Linked DNA regions of Homo sapiens: region 2 is linked to region 1. A link is a loop called in an ENCODE intact Hi-C map of the cell type or tissue named here. Cell type or tissue: CD4-positive, alpha-beta T cell. All regions are shown on one strand. Each heading gives the region's core, and the rest is flanking DNA. Links, peaks and the distances in the headings are about the cores only. Region 1 holds the start of MED4 (mediator complex subunit 4). Region 2 has its middle 110 kb from the start of CYSLTR2.

Region 1 (5,383 bases), core at 115-5,114:
TCTCCTGCCTCAGCCTCCCTAGCAGCTGGGATTACAGGCATGTGCCACCACGCCCGGCTAATTTTGTATTTTTTTTTTAGTACAGATGGGGTTTCTCCCTGTTGGTCAGGCTGGTCTCGAAATCCCGACCACAGGTGATCCGCCGGCCTCGGCCTCCCAAAGTGCTGGGATTACAGGCATGAGCCACTGCGCCCGGCCTAGTGTTTCATTCTAAATGCAATGAGAAGCCACTGGGTTATTTTAAACAGGGAAATGGCATGACCTGATTTATACTTTTAAAAACTGTTGAGTGATCTGGTAAATAGACTGTAAGAGGGCCAGAACAGGAAGTAAGTTAGGTGGTTTCTGTAGTGTTCCAGGCAAAAAATGACACTGGTTTTGACGAGGTTATAGCCTCCAGGACTTAGTAATCGTGATGGGAGAAACATGGACAGATTTCAGATATCTTTTGGAGGTAGAGCTAACAGGACTTGCTGATGGATCAACAGCGTATGAAAACAGCATGTTAAGTAAACTTTTTAGTGTACGCCACAAGTGAGACATAGACGGTTGAGAACCTCTGGTCTAAGTAAAAGCTGGTTTCAGGTGGGGCAGGAGTGGTGCTGACTAGAGTGGGGCTATGGTAGGAGATGTGGGATAAGCCTTCCTCTGTTCTTGCAAATCTGGGAGCGTGAGTCCACAGAAGGCTTTACAAGGCTTGCCTTAGGCGCCGGAGTAGAGGGGAGGTAGAAGTCTCTAAGACTTAGTCATGTTCTGTAACAGTCCAGGACAAAATAGAAACCCCTGTCCTCCCCAACTGCGAAAAAGAGGCCAAAGGAAGCCCCCACACTCAAGAGCCCTGTCCTGCTAAAAAGAAGGTGCATTCCCAGCATACTGCATTAGAATCCAGACACAATTCCCCATAGAAATAAAATTTCCATAGCGGTTAGAGCCTACATTATTAGCAGTAATACACTTTTCAGGTAAACAGAATTAACAGGCTGGTGTGGAAAACTCAAGATTCCTATCAACATGGTTCTGTGGAACAATGAGTTTTGAGTTACAAATGGGTTAAAAAAAACGTTTAGCCTACAACCTGTGTTTCAACTTTTTAAGACTATCTCCTTGCATTACATTTTATAAACTAATAAATATCCCGAAAGGCTATATAATCAGGTTAATAGAAAAAAAAAGATCCTAAGTTATAAATCCACTATTTTTAAAGAGGCTAAATCTAAAAATATGTAAGGTATATTCGTGATTTTTCTTCTCATTTTCATAAATGCAAGCCAGACACAAATTACATTCAGAGACTGACAAACTTCACAGATCACAGAATCAGTACACATAACTACCTCTGAGTGAACACATGAGACCTTTCTGGAAGCCAGTCACACCACCAGAGCAGCTTCATTCTGTGAAGAAGTTCCAATGATCCGCCCGCCTTGGCCTCCCAAAGTGCTCGGATTATAGGCGTGAGCCACCACACCCGGCCCTAATACAGTTTATTTTAAACAGTGGATCAAACACATAAGCCATTTAATTTCTGCTGTCTAGGTGTTTTCGGGTTTTCTTCCATCATTAAATATTGTGCTGACCTGGTAACTTGGTAGCAATACGATGGCAAGGACTAAATTTACACCAAAAATAAAGTGCTGATTATATCACGTATATTTTAAAATACAACAGGTAAGATTTATTCTAAAGCTGTCAAAGAATGTTGGCTATAGAAAAAGTGACATTTGAGCTGGATTCTGAAGGATATATGAATCATTCACCAAATCGGGAGTAGACTGGGAATGGCACTGAAGATGTGGAAGTCTGACTAAAGAATTTGAACTTTACCTCACTGGACAACGCAAACCTACCAATGAGGTAGCTTTTATATAATTTTTCTGCAGAAAAGTGATATAAGATGCCTTTTAAAACTGGTATCGGCCAATATAAAAGGATAAAGTGCAGAAGCATGAGGCAATTAAAACTGTTTGGGAGGCTACATTTAAGAAGGAGTTATGAACAGCGGGGTTGGAACGAGAGGGCAAATTGGAGCGACACTTTAGGAGGTAGAACCAAGATAATTTACCATCCAAGTCAATGGGAGGGAGTCAAGGAAGGCTTCAACTTGAAAGACTTATCATGAAAGGTGACAGAATATGAAGAACGACATCTAATTTCATCTCCTATCTCTGACACACAACCATCCTAAACAACTTGCAACTCCACCAAGCCAGGCTTTTTGCACTTGCTGTTCCATCTATCTGTGCTGCCTAGTGAGTTTGGCGAGCTCATGCTTCCCAAGCAGCACTTTCTTCAGAGGGCCTGCCCTGACTACAACCAAAAAAGGTGCCTAGTCCCTGTGCTCCAGTACCCCGCAGCGCAGCCCTCTAATAAAAACAGGCCCCAAGCCAGTTTACACATCTGTCTCTCTCTCGACAGCTGGCATCCAGTCTACCCTTCACTACCGTCTCCCCAATGCTGAGCCCCCAAGGAGCGTTCCATAAATGTTAAGTGGCTGGCCGCGGACGAAGAGGCTCAGACCGCGCGAGTTCTTATCATTACTAAAATTCCCTCTAACGGGAAAAACCGCCGCCCAGAGTGCCAGAGGGCTGCGGACCCCACGTCCATGACCCTCATGCACCCGAAACTCCCGAGCTGGCCCTCCCCGCCGAACCCCGAGAACGAGCACAAACGCAGGGCCGGCCGGCTCCGGGGTCAGTCCCCCGGCCCAGCTCCAGCCCGGCTCTCAGGCTCGCCGCATTACCTAGACAGGACCTCCAAGTCCTCAAGCGCAGACAGCAGCCGCTCTCGTGTGCTGTTACCACCCGCCACTCCCAAACCGCCTCCCAGCCGCTCCTTCTCCTTCTCACCACTCGAAGACGCAGCCATTTTCCCCAGAGTCCCGCCACCGGCGCACGCGCAGAGCGAGCTGACGCAGGTGCGTGGCGAGAAGGCGGGCTCGGAAGGCGGAAGAGTCACCCAGGAGAGGAAAAAGAGGCCTGGCGAGAGCGCCCCCTTTGGGCCTGGAGGCGCACTGCGGACACCGGCGCCATCTGTTGGGCCGGCGAGGGCTTTCTGGTCCAAACCCTGGGAGCGACAGCTGAACTGAGAACAGTGGGGGCAACGCAGTCTGATTCTCCTGGGCCTAATGGTTTTTTTTCTTTCTTTCTTTCTTTTTTTTTTTTTGAGACGAGTCTCGCTCTGTTGCCCAGACTGGAGTGCATCGCCGCGGATGTCTTGGCTCACTGCAAGTTCCGCCTCCTGGGTTCACGCCATTTTTCCTGCCTCAGCCTCCCGAGTAGCTGGGACTACAGGCGACCGCCACCACGCCCGGCTAATTTTTTGTATTTTTAGTAGAGACGGGGTTTCACCTTGTTAGCCAGGATGGTCTCAATCTCCTGACCTCGTGATCCGCCTGCCTCAGCCTCCCAAAGTGGTGGAATTACAGGCGTGAGCCACCGCACCCGGCCCACCTTAACCATTTTTAAGTGGATAGTTCAGTGGCATTAAATACATTCATACTGTTGAGCAACTATCCATCTCCAAAACCTTTTATCTTGTAAAACAAACTCTGTACTCACTAAATGCTAACTCCTTATCCCTCCCTTCTCCAGGCCCTGGCAACCACCATTCTACTTTCCATTGCTGTAAGTTTGGCTACTCTAGGTACCTCATATAAGCAGAATCATACAGTATTTGTCTTTTTGTGTCTGGCTTATGTCACTCAGCATTATGTCCTCCAGGTTCATCCATGATGTAGCATGTGCTGGAATATCTTTCCTTTTTAAGACTAATATTCCATTGTATGCATATGGCACCTTTTGTTCATCCATTCATCTGACGATGGACAGTTAGGTTACTTCCACATTGCTATAATCCATCTTTATAGCCATACATCTTCCAACAAAATGTTTTGCTCATTACTCAGGTTAATTATTGAACTGAAGGAACCAATACAGTACATAAGTAGTAGTTAATTAACATAGTTTAAGTCATTGATGTACCACACATTCCAAACCAGAACTGGTTGTCAAAGGCAAAAATACGTCTTAGCCTACTTTTCCTAGGGATAACAATGTAGTAGGGATCACTCTCTACCAGAAAAAAGCAAAGTTACAAGCCTATTGGGAATGAGGATTCCATATTGCTATTATAAAAGATGGTCTGGGACTGCCTCACTCCCATGAGGTAGTAGTACCTGTAGTCCTTTCATTTCAGGGTCTCATCCTCTACTCTGTCTTTTTGGAGGTGCTAAACCTGACTCCTGGGCACCCAGAGTTGACAAGTCTTTTAGAAATTCATGTTAAATAAATTCACTCATAGCAACTGCTGCGTAATCTAGAATGCTGATTTACTCACTTACGATGAAAAGTAATAGTGCCAAACATATCTTTTTCCCATAGACAAAACTATATGAGAAGCCATATTATCACAGGATGTTGCTTGTTAAACTTGGATCAGAACAAACAAGGATAGATTAAAAATTAATGACACAATCATGAGGCTTTGTGTCTCCACAGTGTAGGGATATTTGTGTTCAAGAGATTGGATTATTTGTGTTCATAGGTCAGGGTACCTTTTCCTCTAGACAGTGCAAGAGATCCTTGTCACCTTTTGTTTTCTGACCGTTCCCTGCATCTGCTGTTGGCTAACCCTTTTTTGTTAATGCAGTCAATTCTCAGGCAATGGGCTAAAGTAGATTGAAGCTTTGTTCATTACACTTGCATTCTAAACATGCCTCTCAGTACTCTAGTCAATCATTTCTTATGTTAAGTTTCCAGGGTGCCAAACTTCTGCGGTATGTGTTGGTTTTGTTTACTCAACTCTCACGGGTCATATTGAGCCATGACTCTGGTAGGAGGAGAGAGAACATTATATTAGTGTAAACATAAAAATTCTAGAAGGATTCTAATTAGTTAAAAATGACCAATTATAGTCCTACTTTGCAGACACTGAGGATCAGTGTGTGGAGCATGTATGTGTATTGTGAACTCCTGACCTCCTCAGATTTATTGCAAATTCATATGCATATTAAACAGTTTCTATAGACTGATAAGTAATAGCATCTTTCACAGATATACTGTCTTGCAAATTGTACAAATCCAGGCGTGATAAACAAATATGAATTATTTTATATAGTATTACTGAATTCATGGTAATTTGGAGTTAGGTACATATTTTCTCAATCTGTAGATTCAAAAAGGACACTACTTTCTCATGAAATTTTATTGACATGGTGGGCAGTGTTCTAAGCACTTCAAAAATATTAACTTGTTTAATTTTCCTAACACTCCTATGAGGTAAGTACTGTTACTATCCCTATGTTACAGATAATGAAACTGAGGGGCAGAAATGTTAAGACACATGCCGGGGTCATATAGTAAATGGCAAAGCTGGAATCTGAACC
Region 2 (5,383 bases), core at 115-5,114, 670 kb after region 1:
TTTTCATTTTTATTTGGCTCCAGATATTTTCTAAATTCTCCTCTGATTTATTCTTTGATCTATTGGTTGTTTGAGAGTGTATTGCCAAATTTCCACATTTATAGATTTTTCTGTTTTCCTTCTGCTATTGATTAATTTTATTTCATTGTGGTAAGAGAAAAATACTTTGTATAATTTTATGTCTTTATTTCTGTGGATGTTTGCTTCATATGGGTTCTCCGCTGCTAGGTGGATATACATTAATAATTGTTATATCTTCTGGGTGAATCAGCCCTTTAATCTTTATATAATGTCCTTCTTCATCTCTTGTGAGTTTTTTCTTAAAGTCTATTTTGTCTAGTGTAAGTATGGCCACCTCTGCTCTCTCTAGGTTCTCATTATATGGAATATCTTTTCCCACTCTTTTAGCCTATGTGTGTTCTTAGATCTAAAGTGAGTCTCTTTTAGACAGCATATGGTGGGATCTTGTTTTTTATCCATTAAGCCTGTCAATGTCTTTTAATCGGTGCATTTAATCTGCTTACATTTAAAGTAATTACTGATAGGGAAGGATATGCTATTACCATTTTGTTAAATCATTTTCTGTCTGTCTTATAGCTTTTTTGTACTTCTTTTCATCTCTTGCTTATTTCCTTTGCATTTTGTTGATTTGTTGTTGTTGTTAACCCAAAATATCTGAGACAGGTCTCAGTCAATTTAGAAAGTTTATTTTGCCAAGGTTAAGGATGTGCCTGTGACACAGCCTCAGGAGGTCCTAATGACAAGTGCCCAAGGTGTTCAGGGTACAACTTGCTTTTATACATTTCAGGGAGACATGAGACATCAATCAATATGTATAAGATGTACATTGGTTCATTCCACTAGGGCAGGACAACTAGAAGTGGGAGCTTCTAGGTCACATGTAGATAAGAGACAAAAGGTTGTATTCTTTTGAGTCCTTGATCAGCCTTCCACTGAATATCCAATTTAGTCTGGCTCAGTGAATCTGCATTTTTACATAAACAATAGGGCAGAGGAAGCAATCGGATATGCATTTGCCTCAGGTGAGCCTTGGAGGGATGACTTTGAGTTCTGTCCTTTGTCCATAAGGAATTTCCTTATGGGCAAATTGTGAGAGAGGTATGTAGCTTCTTACCTTTGTAGCTATCTTATTTAGAAATAAAATAGGAGGCAGGTTTGCCTGACATAATTCCCAGCTTGACTTTTCCCTTGGCTTGGTGATTTTTGGGGTCTTAAGATTTATTTTCCTTTCATACTGTAGTGTCATGTTTGAGTCCCTTCTCATTACCTTTTGTGTATACTCTATAAATATTTTCTTTGTGGTTACAAATGCAATTACATAAAACATCTTAAAGTTATAACAATCTATTTTACATTGATAAACTCATTTGCATATATGATCATGTAAAAAAACATTACTGCATTACATTTCTGTCCCCTTTTATGTTGTGGATGACACAAAATACCTTTTTATATTATATATCCATTAACATATTTATAATTATATTTTTGCTTGCTAAAAATTATTCTATACCAGTGATAAAATAAAAACTTCAGCCAAATTAAATTTGAAGGAGTTTAATTGAGCAATGAACAGTTCGTGAATTGGGCAGCTTTCAGAATCATAGGAGATTCACAGAGACTCCAGTGCAGCCATGTGGTGTAAGAAGATTTATAGACCAAAAAAAAAGAAGGAAATGATGTACAGAAATCAGCAGTGAGGTACAGAGTGGCTGGATTTGTTACAGCTCAGCGTATGCCTTATTTGAACACAGTTTGAACACTCAGTAGTATATGAATGGCTGAAGTATGGCCACTGGGATTGGCCAAGACTTAGCTATTGTTACAACTACATACCACTAACTTAGGTTTACAATTGTTTCTGTCTATTAAGCTAGGTTATAGTTCATCCACAAGGACTCAAATGTAAAGTACAGAGTCCTTCTCAGGCTATATTTAGTTTGCTTTCACACCAGATTTATAAGTGATTTACTCAACTGTATAATAATACTACGGGATTCTATATATCTCTATATATTTACCATTACCAGGGAATTTAACATTTTCATAGGGCTTTTTGCAGCTGTTTATCACTCTTTTGTATCAATTTGTAGGACTTCCTTTTGCATTTTTTATAGGGTAAGGCAAGTGGTTACGGATTCCCTCAGCTTTTGTTTATCTGAGAAGGTCTTTATTTCTCCTTCAGTTTTGAAGGACAGCTTGGCCAGACATAGTATTTTTAGTTGGCAGGGTTTTTTTCTTTTGGTACGTTGAATATATTACCCCACTCTCTTCTAGTTTGCAAGGTTTCCGCTGGGAAATCTGCTGATAATATTGGTGCTCCCTTGTACATCATGAGTACTTTTCCCCTGATGCTTTCAAAATTCTCTCTTTATCTGTGACTTTTGAAAATTTGATTGTGATGCATGTCAGTGTAGATTTATTCTGTTTGGAGTTCTCTGAGCTTCTTGAATTTGCACATTCATTTCTCTCATAGATTTGGAAAACAGGGTGCCATTATTTTTTCAAATAGATTCTCTACCCCTTTTTCTTTTTCTTATCCTTTTGGAACTCCCATAATGCACATGTTATTCTACCTGATGGTGTCTCAGAAATCTCTTAGACTCTCTTCATTGTTCTTTTGTTGTTGTTGTTGTTGTTCTGCCTTTTAAAAGTTTTCTATCTTCAAGTTTGTTGATTGTTTCTTCTGCCTAGTCAAGCCTGCTGTTGAGACCATCTAGTAAATTTTTCAATTCAATTATTGTATTCCAGGATTTCTGTTTTATTCTTCTTCATAAATTCTCTTTATTGATATTTTCACATTGTTCATGCATTTCTTTTCTAAGTTTGTTTAGTTGTCAGTCCGTGCTCTCTTTTTATTCATTGAGCATCCTGAAGATAGTAATTTTGAATTGTCTGGTAATTTACATATCTCTGTTTCTTTAAAGTCAGTTTCTGGAGATTTAACTTGTTCCTTTAAAAGTGTCATGGTTCTCTGTCTTTGCATGTTTTGTTGTTTTGTTGCTGCAGTTTCAGCATTTTAAGAATCAGCCAACTCTCCTATTATCTGGTTTTATACATACAGGAATTTCTCCAGTCAGCCAGGCTAGAAATTCTGGAAACTTCTCAAGCATTTTCTGGGTATAAGTCTTTCCTCGGCTTGTGGGTGTAATCTGTTTGAAGACGTTTCCCAACATCTATTCAGGAGCTCTCCCTGGTGTTTGTCTGTGATACTGCAGCCTCTCTGGTGCTGTAGTAAATAGTGGTACTGGAGCTCCACCCAGTGTCTATCTTTGGTACTACTGACTCTGGTGCATAGTTGATCATTGTTCTTGGCAATCCTTAGGTGACCTATTCCAGTCAGTGCAGTCTCAGGCACACAAAAGTCCCTTGGGCAGCATCTCTAAAAATCAGGAGGTCTGATACCCCTTCCACTCCTTTCTCACCTCAAGGAGAAGACAAGAGTTGAGGGTTTCCTCCCAATCACATGTTGGAGTGGGAGGGATGTTCTGATGAGAAAGAATGGAGAATGCCACAGGTTTTTCTACTGGGCTTCAATGTGGTTGGCTTCGTGATCAGTATAAGAACCTTTTAACTGACTTTTGGTTTTCTTACAGAGGCATTTGGTCTGACTGTTGTTGCTAATTTTGTGTCCCGTGGGAGAAGAAGAGACTAAGGCTTTCCGTCCTGCCCTTTTCCTGATGTTTCTCCTCTGATTTTTATAATCAGAAGCACAGTAAAAAAAAAAAAAAAAAAGAAACACACACACTTTTTCTTTCTCATGATCCTCATCTTCCACTACTTTTGACGCCAATGGTTTGAGTTTGATTTCTTTTTTAAGACAAAAATTTATGTTACCAACTACCTGTTTCCATCTTGTTCTTCACATCTGAAGTCATTTTGCTTCTGTTGAGGGTAGCTTGATTCTTCCCTCCCACTCCTCACCCCTGCACCAGGGAACGATCAGGCTGTTAGAACTTTGAGATGGAAGGTTTTCAGGTGCTCAACGTTAACCCCACTGCCAAAGGCCATGGGTGGGTGGTGGGAGGGCATATTTGGAGCAGAGCTGTATGCAGAAGCATGGTCTGAACCCCACAGATACCTATGTCACCTTCCCTGTCAGGAGATATCCAGTGCTATCCAGCTGAGTTCCCAATTCCTAGCTTCAAAGGCCACCCAAGAGTCATTAAGTAGATCAAATAGTGAGATGGTATGAGCTGGGATCACTATGAGACTGCCTCCCCTCAAGGATACTCATGGATCCCCCTATTACCCCCAGGTCTACTCTGCTACTATCATTTAAGTTCACTAGGACAGATCCACTGCGATCTGGGAATTCATGCCTACTTGGTCATTGTGAATTTGACCTTTCTGAATCAAAATCCCAGTTCATAGTTAGACATTTTGTGTTCCTATTTTGAGTTTACATAGTTTGACGATTAATTTTAGGTATTAACTTGACTGAGCCAAAGGATGCCCAGAGAGCTGGTAAACATTATTTCTGGGTATATGTGTGAGGGTATTTCCAGAAGAGTTTCATATTTGAACTGATGAACCAAGTAAAGCAGATCCAAACCACTGAGGGCCTGAATCATCAGAAAGGTGGAAGGAGGAAAAAAATCACCCTCTGCTTGAGCTGAGACATCCATCTTCTCCTGTCAGTGCTCCTGGTTCTCAAGTTTTTGGATTCAGGTTAGGACTTACATCATCACCCCACTTCACACTGGTTCTCAGGCCTTTGAACCCAGACTGAATTACACACTGGCTTTCCTTGTTCTCTAGCTTGCAGACAATAGATTGTAGGAATTCTCTGCCTCCATAACTTTGTGAGCCTATTCCTATGATAAATCTCCTCTTATATTTATGTCTATTTATCTATCTATATATCTATAGATATATATCTTATTGGTTCTGTTTTTCTGGAGAACCCTGATGAATACAAATATTATAGTATCCTAGTACCAGAGCAGTGAGCTCCTTGCAAACTAGAGTCAGAAGGATGTGTTGTCACTGGCAGACATCTCCAGGGGTATCAAGAATACCCCTGTTAGAGACCAGAGATCTAGCAACTGAAGCAGCACGGCCAAGCCATGTAGGGTGCGCCTGAGCGCAAACAGGTGGAGGTCTTCCTTCCTTTTCCAGGAGGCTGAGGAATTCCTCTACAGATTCTTGCCACAGAAAATCACATACCTGAATCAGCTCTTGCGAGAGGGCTCCCTCAGTGTGGCTGACCTGACTTCCCTCCGGGCCCCACTGGACATCCCCAACCCAGACCCTCCACCCAAGGATGATGAGATGGAAACAGATAAGTAGGAGAAGAAAGAAGTCCCTAAGTGTGGATTTCTCCCTGGGAATAAGAAAGTCCTGTCCCTGCTTGCCCTGG

Evidence for each region. Hi-C counts contacts between places; a loop is a spot of excess contacts. Peaks named below come from ENCODE experiments on the same cell type or tissue, not always from the same donor. Only the 100,000 strongest peaks of a DNase experiment are listed, where the experiment ranks them.
Region 2: it touches region 1 in a loop (2.8-fold over the local background); 4 of 110 quality-filtered maps call a loop at or near these places.

Annotation. Positions count from the first base shown.
Region 1 is chr13:48,092,214-48,097,596 of GRCh38, forward strand. It overlaps MED4 (mediator complex subunit 4), which reads right to left and starts at 2,891. Exons shown (of 7, transcript NM_014166.4): 1 at 2,741-2,891. The coding sequence starts at 2,865. RefSeq lists a silencer at 2,100-2,394. In CD4-positive, alpha-beta T cell, for the core only: CTCF peaks have their summits at 3,022 (motif pointing left) and 3,222; a DNase peak (open chromatin) is centred at 2,928; H3K4me3 peaks cover 1,525 bases; H3K27ac peaks cover 606 bases.
Region 2 is chr13:48,766,046-48,771,428 of GRCh38, forward strand. It overlaps the pseudogene PSME2P2. Among named protein-coding and RNA genes, the nearest start is that of CYSLTR2, 110 kb to the left of the region's middle. In CD4-positive, alpha-beta T cell, for the core only: CTCF peaks have their summits at 3,231 and 3,441; a DNase peak (open chromatin) is centred at 3,256.